Linked DNA regions of Mus musculus: regions 2 and 3 are each linked to region 1. The links are chromatin loops, found by intact Hi-C in ENCODE. Cell type or tissue: heart. All regions are shown on one strand.

Evidence for each region. Hi-C counts contacts between places; a loop is a spot of excess contacts. Peaks named below come from ENCODE experiments on the same cell type or tissue, not always from the same donor. Only the 100,000 strongest peaks of a DNase experiment are listed, where the experiment ranks them.
Region 2: it touches region 1 in a loop (2.1-fold over the local background); 2 of 42 quality-filtered maps call a loop at or near these places.
Region 3: a loop joins it to region 1, with 2.5 times the contacts of the local background. A loop is called at or near these places in 11 of 42 quality-filtered maps.

Annotation. Positions count from the first base shown.
Region 1 is chr5:125,104,844-125,109,843 of GRCm38, reverse strand. It overlaps Ncor2 (nuclear receptor co-repressor 2), which reads left to right. Exons shown (of 47, transcript NM_011424.3): 6 at 3,532-3,645. Among named protein-coding and RNA genes, the nearest start is that of Ncor2, 72 kb to the left of the region's middle. In heart, a CTCF peak has its summit at 2,347 (motif pointing right); DNase peaks (open chromatin) are centred at 2,473 and 3,423.
Region 2 is chr5:125,037,880-125,042,879 of GRCm38, reverse strand. It overlaps Ncor2 (nuclear receptor co-repressor 2), which reads left to right. Exons shown (of 47, transcript NM_011424.3): 22 at 15-135; 23 at 916-1,084; 24 at 3,827-3,991; 25 at 4,883-5,000. Among named protein-coding and RNA genes, the nearest start is that of Rflna, 37 kb to the right of the region's middle. In heart, no CTCF peak of the experiment used is centred here; DNase peaks (open chromatin) are centred at 2,499, 3,319 and 3,563; H3K27ac peaks cover 868 bases.
Region 3 is chr5:125,175,403-125,180,402 of GRCm38, reverse strand. It overlaps Ncor2 (nuclear receptor co-repressor 2), which reads left to right and starts at 1,189. Exons shown (of 47, transcript NM_011424.3): 1 at 1,189-1,406. In heart, CTCF peaks have their summits at 1,496 and 2,663; DNase peaks (open chromatin) are centred at 492, 1,162, 1,472, 2,482 and 6 weaker places; H3K4me3 peaks cover 3,701 bases; H3K27ac peaks cover 4,232 bases.

The DNA of each region.
Region 1 (5,000 bases):
GGAGCCACACAATTTCCTGGTGGTTGGTGTGTGTGTGTGTGTGTGTGTGTGTGTGTGTGTGTTTAATGTTTTGCTTCTGGAAGCCTCTGGGCCGGGCCCATCAGGCTCATATATCTGCACGGTCAACAGAGAGTCCTGAGCTTCAGGGGACCAAGGCTTCCCGGGAGAGGCACCATGAGCTGCCCAAGGCAGAGAAAGAGCCTTTGGTTGTTCTTGCATAAAAGCTGAATGGGGAGCCGGGAGCTGGGCACTGAGGGCTTCCAAGATGGTGGCCCAGAATCCCAGAGTGAGGCTGGGCCCTGGTGCGGTCAGATTGGCCGTGCCAGACCAGTGGAGCTCTCACATCTCCAGTCCTCCAGGCCTGGCTTGGGGGCTGGGCTGGAGCCACTGTTACATGCATGGATGTTGATCAAGTCTGGAGGCCAAGTGACTTGAGCTGCTGTTATTAGTTTTCTTTTTCTCCTTTTATTTTTTTCCTCTTAACCTAAATTTCTTTCTTGAATGTTATCTTAAAAAATAATTTATATATATATATATATATATATATATATATATATATATATATATACACACACACACACACACATACATATATATAAAAGTATAAAAATAAGATTATATAATAATATAAAAATAAATGAATGAGAGAGATGGTTCGGTGGTTAAGGACATGTATTGTTCTTACAGACTACCCAGGTTCAGTTCCCATCACCCACATCTGACAGCTTACAACTCCTTGTAACTCCACCTCCAGGGGACAGCCCTAACCTCATGTACATGCACATATGCAGATGTACACACATGTATGTGATGTAAATATGTTGTAATAATAAAAATATTTTTAAGAAAATAAAATATACTTGTTTGCCTGTGCGCATGTGGATACTCCCTTTGTAGGAGTTGGTTCTCTCCAGCTTTGTGCTTTGTCAGCCTGTGGTGGGTTAACGCCACCACCATTTTTTTTTTTTTTTAAAAAGACAGGGTTTCTCTTGTTTAGCCCTGGTTGTCCTAGAACTCACTCTTTAGACCAGGCTGGCTTTGAACTCAGAAATCTCTGCCTGCCTTTGCCTCCCAAGTGCTGGTACTAAAGGTGTGTGCCATCACTACCTGGCTCAGCACCCCCTTTTTTGGGAGGGGGAGTGGGGGAAGACAGGGTCTTTCAGGCCTTGGCTGGCCTGAACCTCACTAGCAGGCTGGCCTTGAACTCACAGAGATCCTCTTGCTTCTGACCTGTGAGTGCTGGGGTTAAAGGCATGTACCACCACCATGCCTGCCCGGCCCCTTTAAGTACATTTAGAAAGTTTGATATGTGTGTCTTGGGTGTGTACGTGTGTGTTCAGGTGCCTTAGAGGCCTGAAGAGGATTTCAGACATCCTGGAGGTGGAGTTACAGGTGGTTGTGAGTTGTCCAGCGTGGGCGCTGAGAACCGAACCCAGGGCCTTTGCAAGAGCAGTCCGTACACACTCATAACCACTGACCTGTGTCTCTCCACACGCTCCTCATTCCTACAAAACTAGAATTCCCAAGTGTAAATGAATCATTTTAAAGTCTGCAGTTCACTGGCAGTAGACCGAATCATACGGCTTCCACTTCCTCCGCCTGTCCCGACAGACGCAGAGCTATTTAGCGATGCCCCATCTCCTAGCCCAGAGTCACCCCTGTGACAGTCTGTGGAGCTGCTTTCTGGACACCTCACGTACATGGACTCACATCCATTTGCCTTTCGTGTCTCTGCCTTGTGTGCTCAGCATAAGGAACTTTTAGGGTTCACAGGGCATAGTCGAATCTCTTCATGGAGAAGTGGTATTCGACCATGTGGCTGTGGTATGCTTTCTTGTGTGCTTGAGTGACTGTCCCTGGTTCTCCCGCCCCTCACCCTCTCTGCTCATGAGGGCTGCTGCTCTTCCAGGTTCTCACCAGTGCTGTTTCCAGACTGTAGTGGCTTGGGGCTCATCGCTGACTGTGTAGCGTGCGGTTGAGGGTTGTGTGAAGCCGGGCTCCTTACAGCTCTGTGCTCACCAGGACTGTTGTGCAGTGTGGTTTTGGATCTTCCAGTCACCGTTATGGGAGTGTGGGTGACTGCCAGGTCACACTGAGGAAGATGCTGAGGGTCAGAGAGGCGCAGTGACTCTAGAACCCTGGGCGATGGAATGAAAGTCTGACTTCAGGCTGAGAGGTGTGCTGTCTGGTCAGGGCTGTAGCCAAGACATTGGTCTTCACCCTTTCACCTTCTCTACTCCTTAGACTTCCTGGTTTTTTGTCTTTATTTATTTATTTTTTGGGCTGATCTGTGAGAGCTGCCACCAGGGGTCACTGCAGGACCAAGGCAGCTTGGCTCTTCTGGCCTCAGTGCTGATTGTTCCTGCCTCATCATCTCCTTGTTTCCCGGGCCATAAAACTCTGTTCCTGTGTGACCGAACATGCTCGCTGAATGCACATAGTAAGCAGAGTGGACCGTGCGCTGATCGCACTCATGGCGCCCTCTGTAGGTCACATTAGGCATTGGCTTCCCGTGGAGTCTTGAATTCTTTGCTCTTGGCTCCTGACTTTGGAGTAGAGCGGACAGCAGCAGCAGGAAGGGATGCCAGATAGGAGATGGATGAGGGGTCCAGTGTGAAGACACAGGCATGTGCTGCTGTTGATGATGATGATGCTAGTGATGTTGGTGATGGTGAAAGTTGAGATGGTAAAATGGATGTGATGGATGGTGATGGTGATAGTGATGGGTACGAGGGTGGTGGTGGTACTGCTGCTGCTGCTGGTGTTTGTTAGGATGGTGATAGATGCAATGGTAATGGAGGTAGTGGTGGTAGTGGTCATTGGTGATGAGCGGGGGTGGGGGTGTTTTAATGATGATGCTAATATTAATGGTGGTAATGATGTTGATGGTCAGTGATGGTGGTGGTAGGATGGTGATGGTGGTGTTCATGATGGTGGTGTTCATGATAGTAATGAAGGTGATAGCGGCAGCGATGGGTGGTGGCGATGATGGTGGTGATGATCTGATGGTAGCGATTGGGTGCTGCTGCTGATTGCGGTAATGGTGATGGTGGTAATGGTTGTGGCTGTGGTAATGGTGGCAATGATGGTGTTGATCATGGTGATGGTGAAGATGATTGTGATTCTGATGCTGGTGGAAAGCTTTGTCTGTCACCAGTCTTTCTTCCTTTCTGCCTCTCCCAGCCCTCTCCATGTAGCTCCTGGTTTAGTCCTTAGAAGATTAGGGACTCTTTGTTTCCAGGGAAAGGAGTAGGAAGTTCAGAGACACTGAGTAACTTCTCAACAGGCTGTGTGGGTGTACGGGGCAGAAGTGTAGTGCTCCTGGTTGAGGCCTTCACTCTGTGCCTGTGGCCTCTCTTGGAGCCTGGAGGCTCAGCCACCAGGGATCCCTGCCAAGCAGGGCACCGAGTCTCTGGGTGACTCATAGGAAATGGCGATCAGCCTGACTTCCTGTGTGTGGCTACGGGCAAGTGGGGGGAACAGTGCCTCAGCTTCCGGCCTTCACCGCTCATGTTCTCCCCTTTCCCGCAGCAACAGTTGGAGGAGGAGGCCGCCAAGCCGCCCGAACCCGAGAAGCCTGTGTCGCCACCACCCATAGAATCAAAGCACCGAAGCCTGGTCCAGATCATCTACGATGAGAACCGGGTACGGCCCACAGGAGCAAGTCATTGAACCATGAGTTCCCTATCACCGTGGAGGCTGGCGAGCGGGTGGGGAGGGTGGACCATGGGCCATGCATAGCGTTGGCATTGGCCTCAGGCTGGAGGAGAGCGAGGGGGCCTGCCGGCCACTGAGATGCACTGTCACCTCATATCTGCCTAGCGGATCCAGTGACACGCTTGGTGATATCACTATTAATACTGGCAGGTGGCTGCCTGGCTGGTCCTAGGAAGGTGTGCATCGTAGGCGTTTCCATCTCACACCTGGAGAGACAGACCCAGAGATGGGGAGTGCTCAGAGTCACGCAGCCACGGTGCAGGAACTGTGGGATTTGAACTGGGCTCGTGAGCTGCAGGCAGGGCCTGATTTTTGGAGCTTTGGGCTTTTGAGCTTTTGACTGCCTGGATTCTCTGCGAGTGAGAAACCAAAGCCCAGAGAGGAATGTGGGCCAGACAAGTCTTGTGCCTCAGGTTCCATAGCTTAGGATGTAAGTAGGTGTTCTTTATTGCTTAGGGAAGATACTGGGGCTCAGAGAGGGCAGGAGACCTGCGTGAGATTGCACAGCAGGTTAGATTTGGGGCTGGGACTCAGAAGCAAGATTGAACTTGCTTGACGGTGGCGGAGATGGTCAGAGGAGTGTGGCTCTCTAGCCACATTGGACATTTGTTCCCAAGGCTGCCTTTATCTTGCTCTTTGTTCTGCTGTCCCTCTTTAAGGGAGGTCCCTCTGCTCTTTCTCTCTACTCTGATGTCCCCCTGTCCCCGGCCTTGTGCTAGCTAAGGCCTGTATCACAGCCTTAGGAGGAGGGCCTGGAGATGTGTCACACACCCATGCTTGTTCCTCTGCCTTCACGGAGCCTGGAGCAGGCTCCCCAGCTTTCCCCGAGGAACAACAGCAGAGCCTAGCATTCCCTGCGATCAATAGGATTACATTTTAATCCCCCTTCCTTCCTAGGAAGAGGCAGGACAGGCTCTTGCCTCCAGTGTTCCTGTGGTCAGGCAGCCCAAGGCCTCGTGCATCTGGAACACATCTGTCCTCAAGACCAACGAGTGGCTTTTCCACCTCCCGGGGCTTCTGTGGGCATCACAGTTGCAGGCGGGTGCAGCAGCTGGAGGAGGGGCATGCCACAGTCAGGGAGGAAAGTGGGGACTAGCATGGGCAAGAGGGGGACTGGGTGGTGGGAGGGGCCACAGCTTTGATCTTCAGAGCATGCTCTGCCTGTCACACCTTGTCACAGACATGGCTGTGTGTGTATGTGTGACAAGTAGAGGGGTGGAGTGGACCCATAGGTCACCACACATTTATAGGCCGTACACTTAGGTCTGCTTAGCACGTGTAGC
Region 2 (5,000 bases), 67 kb after region 1:
TTGTCCCTCCCCAGGCTGCTGTCACCAAGGCCCAGCCTCCTCACCCCGGCTGGAGATCCCCGGGCCAGTACCTCGCCCCAGAAGCCGCTGGACCTGAAGCAGCTGAAGCAGCGAGCAGCCGCCATCCCCCCTATCGTGAGTGAGCCCTGAATCCGAGCAGCCCACCTTGAACTTCTATTCTCCTCTGTGCTCAGCATTGCTGGTTGGAGCTTTGCCTGTGGAGGGAGGCTCTTCCCCAGGCTAGCGGCTCCCAGAGATGGAGATGTGTACACAGGACTGGATAGGCAGTCCTGGGAGGAGTTGGGAGATCGGGAAGGCTGGGCTGAGCAGCTGCTCTCCAGAGGTTCCCCCATGCTTCAGACCAGGCAGCTGTGGCCAGCAAGCCCCCAGACCCAAGGACACCTCAGCCAACTAATGTCCAGGTCCTTTCAGGTCTGTCTTTGGGGCCTTTGGGAGCTCGCCATTGTCTAAAGACACTTGGCTGGTTTTAGTCCCCTCAGCCATTTCATTTGAAGATTTAGGTTTTGCCTTTCCATTGAAGGCAGCGAACAGTTCATGGGGGTCCAAACTGGCCTGTCTGTCAGGCTTAAGTGTTGGACATGTGTCTGGCTTCACTTCTAGCTCCCCAAAGCCCACATAGCTGCTACTTCTTACTCCTGATGTGGGGTGTGCTGGGTGGCATAGGGGATCCTAGCACCTGCCTGGATCTGGGTGTAGGAAACGGGCCCTTCCTTGGCAATGATGACCCCCTCCCTATGTCTGATGTTAAGGCTCTGCCTCCACATGGGGGCTTTAAATGGGGTGTGGCTGCCTTTTTATACTTGGCTTTTGTACGGGCCACACGGCCACTCCCCACCCTGTCAACCTCTGACATGGGGCCAGGATGTTCATGCCCGCCCCCATGCCCCCCAGCAGGTCACCAAGGTCCATGAGCCCCCCCGGGAGGACACAGTACCCCCAAAGCCAGTTCCCCCTGTGCCTCCACCCACGCAGCACCTACAGCCAGAGGGTGACGTGTCTCAGCAGTCGGGAGGAAGTCCACGTGGCAAGTCCCGCAGCCCAGTGCCTCCTGCCGAGAAAGAGGGTGAGTGTTGGGCACAGGGATGCAGTGGGAGTGAGAGGCAGCCCTCTTCTCTGTTGGGGTTCCTTGGCAATATGGGCCAGGCTGGGAGGATACATTGTTACGGCAGCAGATGACAGGGCTCAACCACAGCTGCAGAAGCGCCTCCAGCTGGGGGGCTTCTTGAGAAACCAGAGGCAATCTAGTGTTGGGGTGTGGTATGAGTGTGTGTGTGTGTGTGTGTGTGTGTATGCGCGCGCGCGCGTGCAAACATACACGTAGCCAGCTTCTCCTGTGTGAATCAGGTCCCATGTGATCTTTGGGTTCCCTGAGGGTGCAGTGCAGTCCACTGTCTTAGAACAACAGCAGGACTGACCTGAGCTGCCCGGGCTAGCCTTTCCCTGGCTAAAGCATGGCCTGCCCACTGTCGACACCCCTTCATCGGCAGCCCAGAGCCTCCTGTGCAGGTAGTGGGCAGCACCTGCCAGGGCCCCGTGGTATTTGCACATCAGTGCTTCTGAGCGCTAGGGTTGTCAGAGAGAGATAAAGCACTCACAACTCCAGTTACATCTTACTCTTAACTTAGTGGGAAACAAGTGGGGCGGGGCGGGTGTAGGGCAGGCACAAGTGGGCTGTGTGTCCGACAAGGATCTGGTGAGGAGAGGAGGTGATGGGGAAAGGCCCTTCACGGACTGGGAGTGGGGGAGGAGGTCAAAGAGGGAAATGGGGAGGAAATTGTGTAGCTAAGGAGGATAGTAGCTTTGAGTGACAGTTTGCTTTGGGAGGGGCATGTCATCAGATTAGCGTCTTGGGGGAAAAAAAATCAGTGTCTGATTCTTGTTGAGAAAGGGCAGAAGGGAGTAGGGCAGGGGTGGGAGGCGGGCTGAGGTGCTCCTCCCAACAGCTCTAGGGCAGCCTGAACTTGACAGGTGGCCTTGGAAGTGGGAGGAAGGGGAGGCTTGAGTTTGTTCCTGAGGCCAAGCCAGTGGGACATAGGGACATAGCGATGACCCCTGGAGCATGAGGGCAGGGGTGTCTTGTTGGAGCTGGGTTTGGTGCATACTACAGTAAGGGTGGGCTTTAAGGGGCCAGGTATATAGAACACAGTGTGCTGTGAGAAGCCACCCGGACTCAAGATGACAGCCTGGGATGACAGTTAGGGAAGGGGAAAGGCGCTGGTCTGGCTCTGGCCAGGCAGCTGTGGCTGAGCAGGGCTGGAGCCACCCAGGGCCAGCCAGGTCTTGCTGGGTTGGGCCCTAGGCCCCAGTCCCTGGGAAAAGAGCCAGCAGTCAGTGGTCCCTGAGGCTGGTTCTGGGCCCATCCTTGTGGCCAGTGCTACGTTGTTTCCTAGACTCCTCCCTGGGGAACATTGCACCTGGCGGCAGGCTCTGTCTCTCACGTGGTCTGGCCACAGTTCTGCTCCCCAGGGGACACATGAACCCAGCATGCAGGAAGCCAGCCTTCTCTGTCCTGGCTCCAACAGGGAGCTTCCAGGCCAGGCAGGTCCCTTGGGATCCCCAGGCCCGGCTGGAGGAACAGGTTGTCTGTCCTGGCTCTCAGCCACCTGCCTGCATTGGCTGAGTCTGACCCCATTTCCTTCCAGCCTGAGACTTCCTCTCTGTCCCTAGTTCTCCAGAGCCAAGCTGGATGGGGCAGCCAAGGTATACACTGGGCCACCGCACCAGGTGTTTGAACTTCCTGGTTCAGAGCAAGCCCTGTAGGTTGAGAACGTGAATACCACTCAGGTTACTTTGGTGGGTCACCACCTCTCCGGGGCATGAGTTTAGGGGGAGTTTGGTCTCCCGTAAAGGAGAGATGTGGAGTGTACCACTTGGGCCTCTGCTGGGGCTCCAGCTTTCCTGGAGGACAGCCTAGGACTGTATGGAGGTGATCCGGGAAACCCTTAGCTGTCAGTTTCTGTTCCAAGGTCAGGGCCAGTATCATTCAGGGTTGTGATTCCCCAGCCAAGGCTTGCAGCTCAGAACAGATGGCAGCTAAAGCCAGAGCTTGTGAAGCCTCAGTGAGTGCTGGCCTGTCTCTGGGTGTTCAACACCTGAAAGTCACAGGGGACCTGAGCCTTGTGGCACAGCCATGGGCACAGGCCATGGGCTGGAGCCAGCTGCCTGCGTTCTCAGGTCTCCCCTGCACTCAGCAGCTGGGGCCTCAGTCTTCCCATCTGGAGGGTGAAGGAACAGACTGGCTGTGACATCCGAAACAGTGCTACCTTTTGCTGTTGTTTGTGGCCACATGGGCTCCAATCCAGACATGGCCATATTTGGCAGGTGACCGAAGAGACCTGATCAAACGGGTCTGGTCACTGTCCTCAGTGTACCTTACAGGCTCATCAAGGCCCGGCTGGAGCTCAGCCTAGTGACCAGTATAGTAGATGGTTAGCGCACAGACTGCCTCTGCCCCATGCTCATCTAGAATGACTGCTATAACCACATCCATTGGCAGAACGTGCAGCCAGGGAGGGCAGCAAGCCTGACCCAGCACTCTTGGTCCTATACATCCAGTTGGTGGCATTCTGCGGGGAACCGTGAAGCAAAGATCAGCCCTCTGACACATGGCCCCTGTGGTGCCTGTCCCTGTGGTCTGGCCATGAGCCAGTCCACTACCAAGCAGGTAGCATGGGAACGTAGCAGCACACCTCCACTGACCTGTCCCAGCACCCCTCTTGTCAGGGTCCTGTCACAGCTTGCCAGTGGTGTTTGAGGGTATGGAGATGGCAGAGCCCTCCCTGACTGCCCACCTTAACTCTTTCAGCAGAGAAACCCGCATTCTTTCCGGCTTTCCCAACTGAGGGCCCAAAGCTACCGACTGAGCCCCCACGCTGGTCATCGGGCCTGCCCTTCCCCATCCCTCCACGGGAGGTGATCAAGACTTCCCCACACGCCGCTGACCCCTCTGCCTTCTCCTACACACCCCCCGGTGAGTGGGCAGCGCACCAGTTAGGTCTGTGCAGTCGGTGGGCAGCCAACTCTTTCAGTGTCGCAGGGCTGCATGGTGCCGATCGGATGAGACCTTGGCTGAAGGTGTGACCTGCTCACTCCTGTGAAGCTGGGCACCTTCTGAGACTCGGGAAAGCTTCCGCACTACCTGCACGGCCATAGGCAGCCTTGGGAGGAACTTGAGCTGGAAAGGGGAGGCCAGCGTGGGAGGTATTTTCCACCAGTGACTAAGAGGATGGTCATTAGAGGGAGCAGTGGGCAGTCTTGATTGACAGATAGTGTGAGAGACTGTTTGGGGGGAAGCCACCTAGGTTTTCTATTCTTGATGGTCCTTACCACCACTAAAAGTAATCCAGCCAGGGGCCAGTGATAACCAGCATCAGCAGTGGCTGGCCCAGGTAGAGCTGACCCATGGGACAAGTGTACTGAGGGAGCTTGGAGAACAGGGAAAGGCATGCCAGGCAGAAGGAACAGCATAGCATGTGCAAAGGGCCAGAAGCACTCTCGAGTCGGGACACTTGAGGCACCCGAGCATGCTGTCACAGCATAACATTTCCACCCAGCAAGCCCAGGGATCCCCAGTCACATGTCACTGGAATCCAGGCCGGAGGTGACTCTCCTGAAGGCATAGGGAGGGGATAGCGTGCTGACTCTGGGAAAGGTCCCTTTGGCCCCTGTGAGGAGAACAGGATCTAGGGAGGGAGTGGAAATCGGGGTGCTGGCTTAGAGGCTTGGGTGTGGATCGGGGGTGGGGGTGGTGACGGTGCAGCTTCAGAGAATCCAGGACTGTGGGGTTCCCGTGGAGTGCTCAAGCCACTGAAGCAGAGACATGTGGAGGAGCCTCCAAGAGACACTTCATATTTCCTTGCAGGTCACCCGCTGCCTCTGGGCCTCCACGATAGTGCCCGGCCCGTCCTGCCACGTCCCCCCATCTCTAACCCCCCACCCCTCATCTCCTCTGCCAAGCATCCCGGCGTACTTGAGAGGCA
Region 3 (5,000 bases), 71 kb before region 1:
GCAGGCTGGAGAGAGAGGCTAGCCTTGTCTCTTCCCTCCCGTAGGACTATCTAGCCGGCCTTCTGCAGGTCTGGTTTTGAGCCCTCACATTGCCAGCCGGGCAGCCGAAGAGTGGGTGCAACGCCATGGGTGTGTGCCCCTGACCTCTGACTCCAGTTCCAAAGGGCACCCGCCCCCTCGTACACTTCCTTTTTTTTTTTTTTTTTCCCACTCTTGGACTCGGTTCCCCCTCCACTATCTGCCCCACACCCGGACTCAAAAGCTCAGGGGTGGGGAGAGGGAACCGGCGGCATGGGTGCAGGAACCCCAGTACCCCTGAGGAAGAGGCCCTTGCCCTGGCAACCGCACTCCCGCCGCAGCCATACCGCCCCCCCTCCCTAGGGGTTCTCTTGTTGGCAGAACCGAATCTGCTGAGACTTCACTCCAAAAAAGGAAAGTTAAATTAAAAAAAAAAATCAAACTCTCCAACGCGTCTAGGGAAAGCAGAAGAGGAGGGAGGCGGCGGCTGCAGGGCTGGGTTCCCTTGCTTGGCTGCTGTTAAAGATCTAAGGCAGAGAGGGCCCACTATGGGGCATGTGAATGAGCTCTACTGCTAGTGGGCAAGCTCCTACTGGGGTTGAGTGGTCCTGATTGGGTGTCCAAGACTGGACCATGGGCTCAGAACGTAGCCTAGGCACGTGTCCTGGAAAATTCCCTATGGCTGTTCATTTTAGATATCAGGGGGCCCGGGTGACAGGGCTGCGTAGCGCGACTCGCGTGGGCCTCTCCAGGATCTCATATTGCAGTCCCTGAACCAGCTCGTCATTGGTTGTGGTCCGCAGAGCCTTTCCCCAATCTCCCAGGCGAGGCCCAGCGCGTCGCTGAGCATCTGCGTGCGACTCTGAGGGCTCCGTGGGTGGCCCTCCCGGGGCGTCGTCTCCGCATCCCCTGGACACTCCTGAGTTATAATTTAATAGCTGAAACGCGATTCCCGTGAAGTCTCTGGGGTTCGCGGAGGAGGAGGGGGCGAGGAGGTATTTGCTCCGCCTTCTTCGGGCAAAAAAAAAAAAAAAAAAAAAAAAAAAAACGCAGCTCGGGGTGCGCGCACGGCGGCGGGGTGCGTAGGCCTGGAAGGCGTGCATGCGGGCCCTTTAAGGCGGCAGGGGCGGGCTTCCACAAGGCCCCGCCCCTCGCCCCGCCCCTCGCCGCCAGGAGCGGAGCCGCGGGCAGCGCAGGCCGGGCCGCATCCCCGTCCCCGCGCCAGCCGCCCGCGCCCGCCATGCGCGCCCCGCAGCGGCCCGCGCGTCCGGGCCCCGCGTCGTAGCGCGGCGGGCGGAGACCGCAGGCTCTCAGCCCGGACCCGCCGCATCCTCGAGCCCGATCGGCGCCGTAGCCCGGCGCCAGCGCCCGGTGCCGCCGCCGGCGAGGTGAGTCGGGCCGAGTGCGCGGAGGGCGGCGGGGAGCGGGTGGCTTCCGGGCCGGGGCGGCGCACGCGGCGGAGTTGGCGCCCCCGAGGGGACGGGCGGCGCGGCAGGGAGCGCGCGGGGGCGCGGGAACTTCGGGAACTCTCGGGACCTTGCAGGGCGGTGCAGGCCGCGACCCTGGCACCCGGGACCCTGAAGGATGGAACAGGCCAAGACTTAGGGACCTGCGGGGTGGAGCAGGCCGAGAATCGGGGACCTTGCGGGATGGAACAGGCCGAGAACCGGGGACCCTCCAGGCCAGGAACCGGGTACCTCCTGGGTGGCGCAGCCTGAAGACCTGGGGACCATGTAGGGTGGCACAACCTGAGGACTGGTAGCCCTGCAGGGAATCACAGGCCGGGACCAGGGATCCTCTGGGATAAAGTAGCCCCGGACCTGGAGACTCTTTAGGGTGGTAGAAGCCAGGACCCGGGGACCTTCTGAGATGGCACGAGCTAAGACCCGGGAACCCTGCAGGGAGATTCAGGTCAGGACCCGAGAGCTCTGCTTGCAGTTTAGGCCAGGACCCGGCTACCCTGTGGTATGTTTTGAAGGCCAGGCCCCGGGGATCTTGCAGCAGGGTGGCGCAGCCTGAGGATTGACTGATGTACTCTTGTTTTGGAGAGGGCCAGGACTCATGGACCCTCTGTTGTGGCGCAGCCTGAGAACCGGGATTCTCAGGGGTGGGTGGCGCAGCTCTAGGACTTGGGACCCCCTCCCGGCCGCTTCCCCCGGCGACTCTGGGGTGGCACAGGCCAGGATCTGAGACCCTCGGGGGTGGCGCATTCTGGGGACCCAAGGACCCCGTGGGCGGCCGCGCCCCCCCTCCGGTGACGCGGCGCCGCCTCCTGTACCCTCCCCCTGGCCGTGCGGATACTTCGGATGCCACTAGTTTGGGAAGTTGCAGATCCGAGCCTAGCGGGGCAGCCGGGAGCCCCAGCACCCCCAGACGCGCGTGGGAAGCGGCCTCCCCTCCCGACCTTGAGGGAGGAGAGCCGGGCGGGCGTCCAGACAGGCGGTCCCTCGGGCCTCTAGAGCTGGAGGCGCCCAGCAGCGGCGGCTGAATAATCTTTACATTGTAGCTTTATTCGCACAGCTAGGTCCATCCGGCGGCGTGCGCGCGCGCCCTCCCCGAGAGTCTGGTGCAGGCAGCGGGGGCGGATCCGTTCGTTCTCAGCCTCCTCCCTTCCTCTCCTTCTCCTCCCCCCTGTTGGTGAGAACTGGTTTTATTACGATTACGGCTTTTTTTCCTCCCTCTTTGCAGATTTTGTGGAGGGATGTGTGAGAGGGGAGGTAGGAGTGGAAGGCATAGGATCCCTGGGGGGGCCCTGTGGGCAGTGTTAGGGTGGCCTTGGCTTTGCCCTTTTGATTCCAGCGCTGGTCCCTGCGGCTGCTTTGATGAAAGGGGCTCTGAGGCCAGGCGCGTGTAGGGGGTGCATCTCAGGCCACTGCTGGGGACTTCGTGGGTGGCCTCTTTTTCTTTTTTAATTGTAGAGGAGGGGGCAGAATAGTCAAGGAGGCGAGGTGGCTAGAGGCCTAAGCGTTCTGGTTGGTTCTGTAGCTCAGCTCCTGGGTTCGAATCTTGGGTGGCTGACTGATGGGGAGTTGGGGTGGGGGGGCAGATGACTTCACCTGCCTGTGGTTATGGGCTTCTTTTCTGCAGAGTGAGGGTGAAAACAGTTCCCTGGTCTGGGGCGCTTCTGAGAACCAAGTCTGTGCAGAGGGTCCTTGGATAGGTTACTATGACTACTGTTATTTCCGGATTCTCATCCTTGCTCTGTCGTCGTATTGGGGAAACCCACGAGAGTGAGTGTCTGCTCCACCTTTGGGAGCAGGGAGGGTCTGATGGAGGAGGCAGGATGGAGAAGGGCCAGGCCTCAGCCCATTGAGCACAGGCAAACACGGAGTTGGCAGCCAGCTGAGCTGCAGTGAGTGGTGGAGGGGGTGGTGAGGGCATTTCGGGTACTGCCTAGCTTCCCTGCACTCCATGTCCCTGTTCGGAAATTTACCGCTGTTTCTTTGGGGCGCCAGGGGAGCCTGCGGTGTTCGAGTCCAGACGTGGGGGTGGGAGTGAGTGGCCAGACCTAGCCTCTTCCCACGGAGCTATTTACGCTTGCCCAGGAATCGATACTATTGATAAACTCATGTCGGTGGTAATGTGGCTGTCAGGCCCGGGTGAGGGATGGAGACCCCCTCCTGGGGCTGTGCTCCCCCCCCCCCCCATGAGGGTTCATGGCTTAATCCTTTCTTTTCTCCTAGTGAATACTTGGGCTACCTCCCAAAGGTTTTCCAGCTCTGCAAACAGGAACCGAGCTGCAATACAGCTGGATCTAGAATTGTTCTGGGCCAGCAGGTGCTTGCCACTCTACAGCCCCCCCTCTCCACAGGGACCCGGGATTCCTGGCTGGAAATGTTTCTGGCTGGGTCCCACCCCAAACTGGTGTTGGGGAACGACCCCTGTGTTAACCGCTGAAGATGGGGGTGGCACCTCCTCACCACCCAGTTAAAAGGGGAGATTGATCCAGTGGGAGATTCACACAGGCTGATCACCAGGGGCTGGCTCGATTTTTTTTTTCTTTTTCCTCTTGTCTGAGGTTCCCCCCCCCCCCCCCCCCCGTCTGTCTGTCTGTCTCTCTCTCTCTGTTCTGTATCCGTTCATGTCTCCGATACCATATAGCAGCCTCCCTAGGTGATACCTCAGGGACAGTTTCCTGCAAGGGTGGCAGCTTTCTGGAGCTAGTGATTCCCACTTAAGGTGCCCAGGGGATGGATGAGTGTGTGTGTGTGTGTGTGTGTGTGGTAGGCAGGCAGGCAGGCAGGCAGTTAGCTGTCTGGGGAAGGCAGAGCTACACAAAGCCAAGTGGAGTGGGTGGCTTAGAAGACCCACCTCTTTAGGGAGGAAGAGAAGCTTGGGAAGGGTCAGGTGAGCATCCTTAGGGGAGGCTGATGGATGGGAAATCCACTTTATGGCACGCCAGGTGAATCCTGTTCTCGGAGTTGGCGGATCTGCATCTGCACTGCAGTAGCAAAACGGTGACATCCAGGAAAAACAAAAAACAAAAAAACCCAAAAAAATGCTGACTATGTGCTATCATTCAGAAAGCACTTACTGTGTGTGTGCCGACCTCAGAAAGCATTCAACTGTGTGTGTGTGTGTGCCAGCATTCAGAAAGTGCCTTTGTCTGTGCACCGAGCATCTACTGGTCTGTTCTGAGGTGGGCTATGGGGAAGTGACTGTCCTATTTTATAGAAGGTGTCACAGGGGCCCTGGGAGGTTTTGGTGACTGGCCTTGGAAGCTGGGGCAAACGCCTGGGTTGTTTCGCGGATCACACAGCACGACAGCCTTGGCTGCAAGGAAGGGATCAGGAACTGACCTTCCTCTTGGGGTTGGCACCTGCCCATCTTTGCAGGGCTGTGGGGGAGGGCAGCTCAGAGACTGGGAACTTGTTCTCCCAGGGTTTGGAGAGGGGGTGGTGCCAGCGGCAGGCTGGCATTTCTTTGAAGTCTCATTTTATCTCAAAACACTCATGCAAATTTTTGGCATCTGCCTTGGCGAC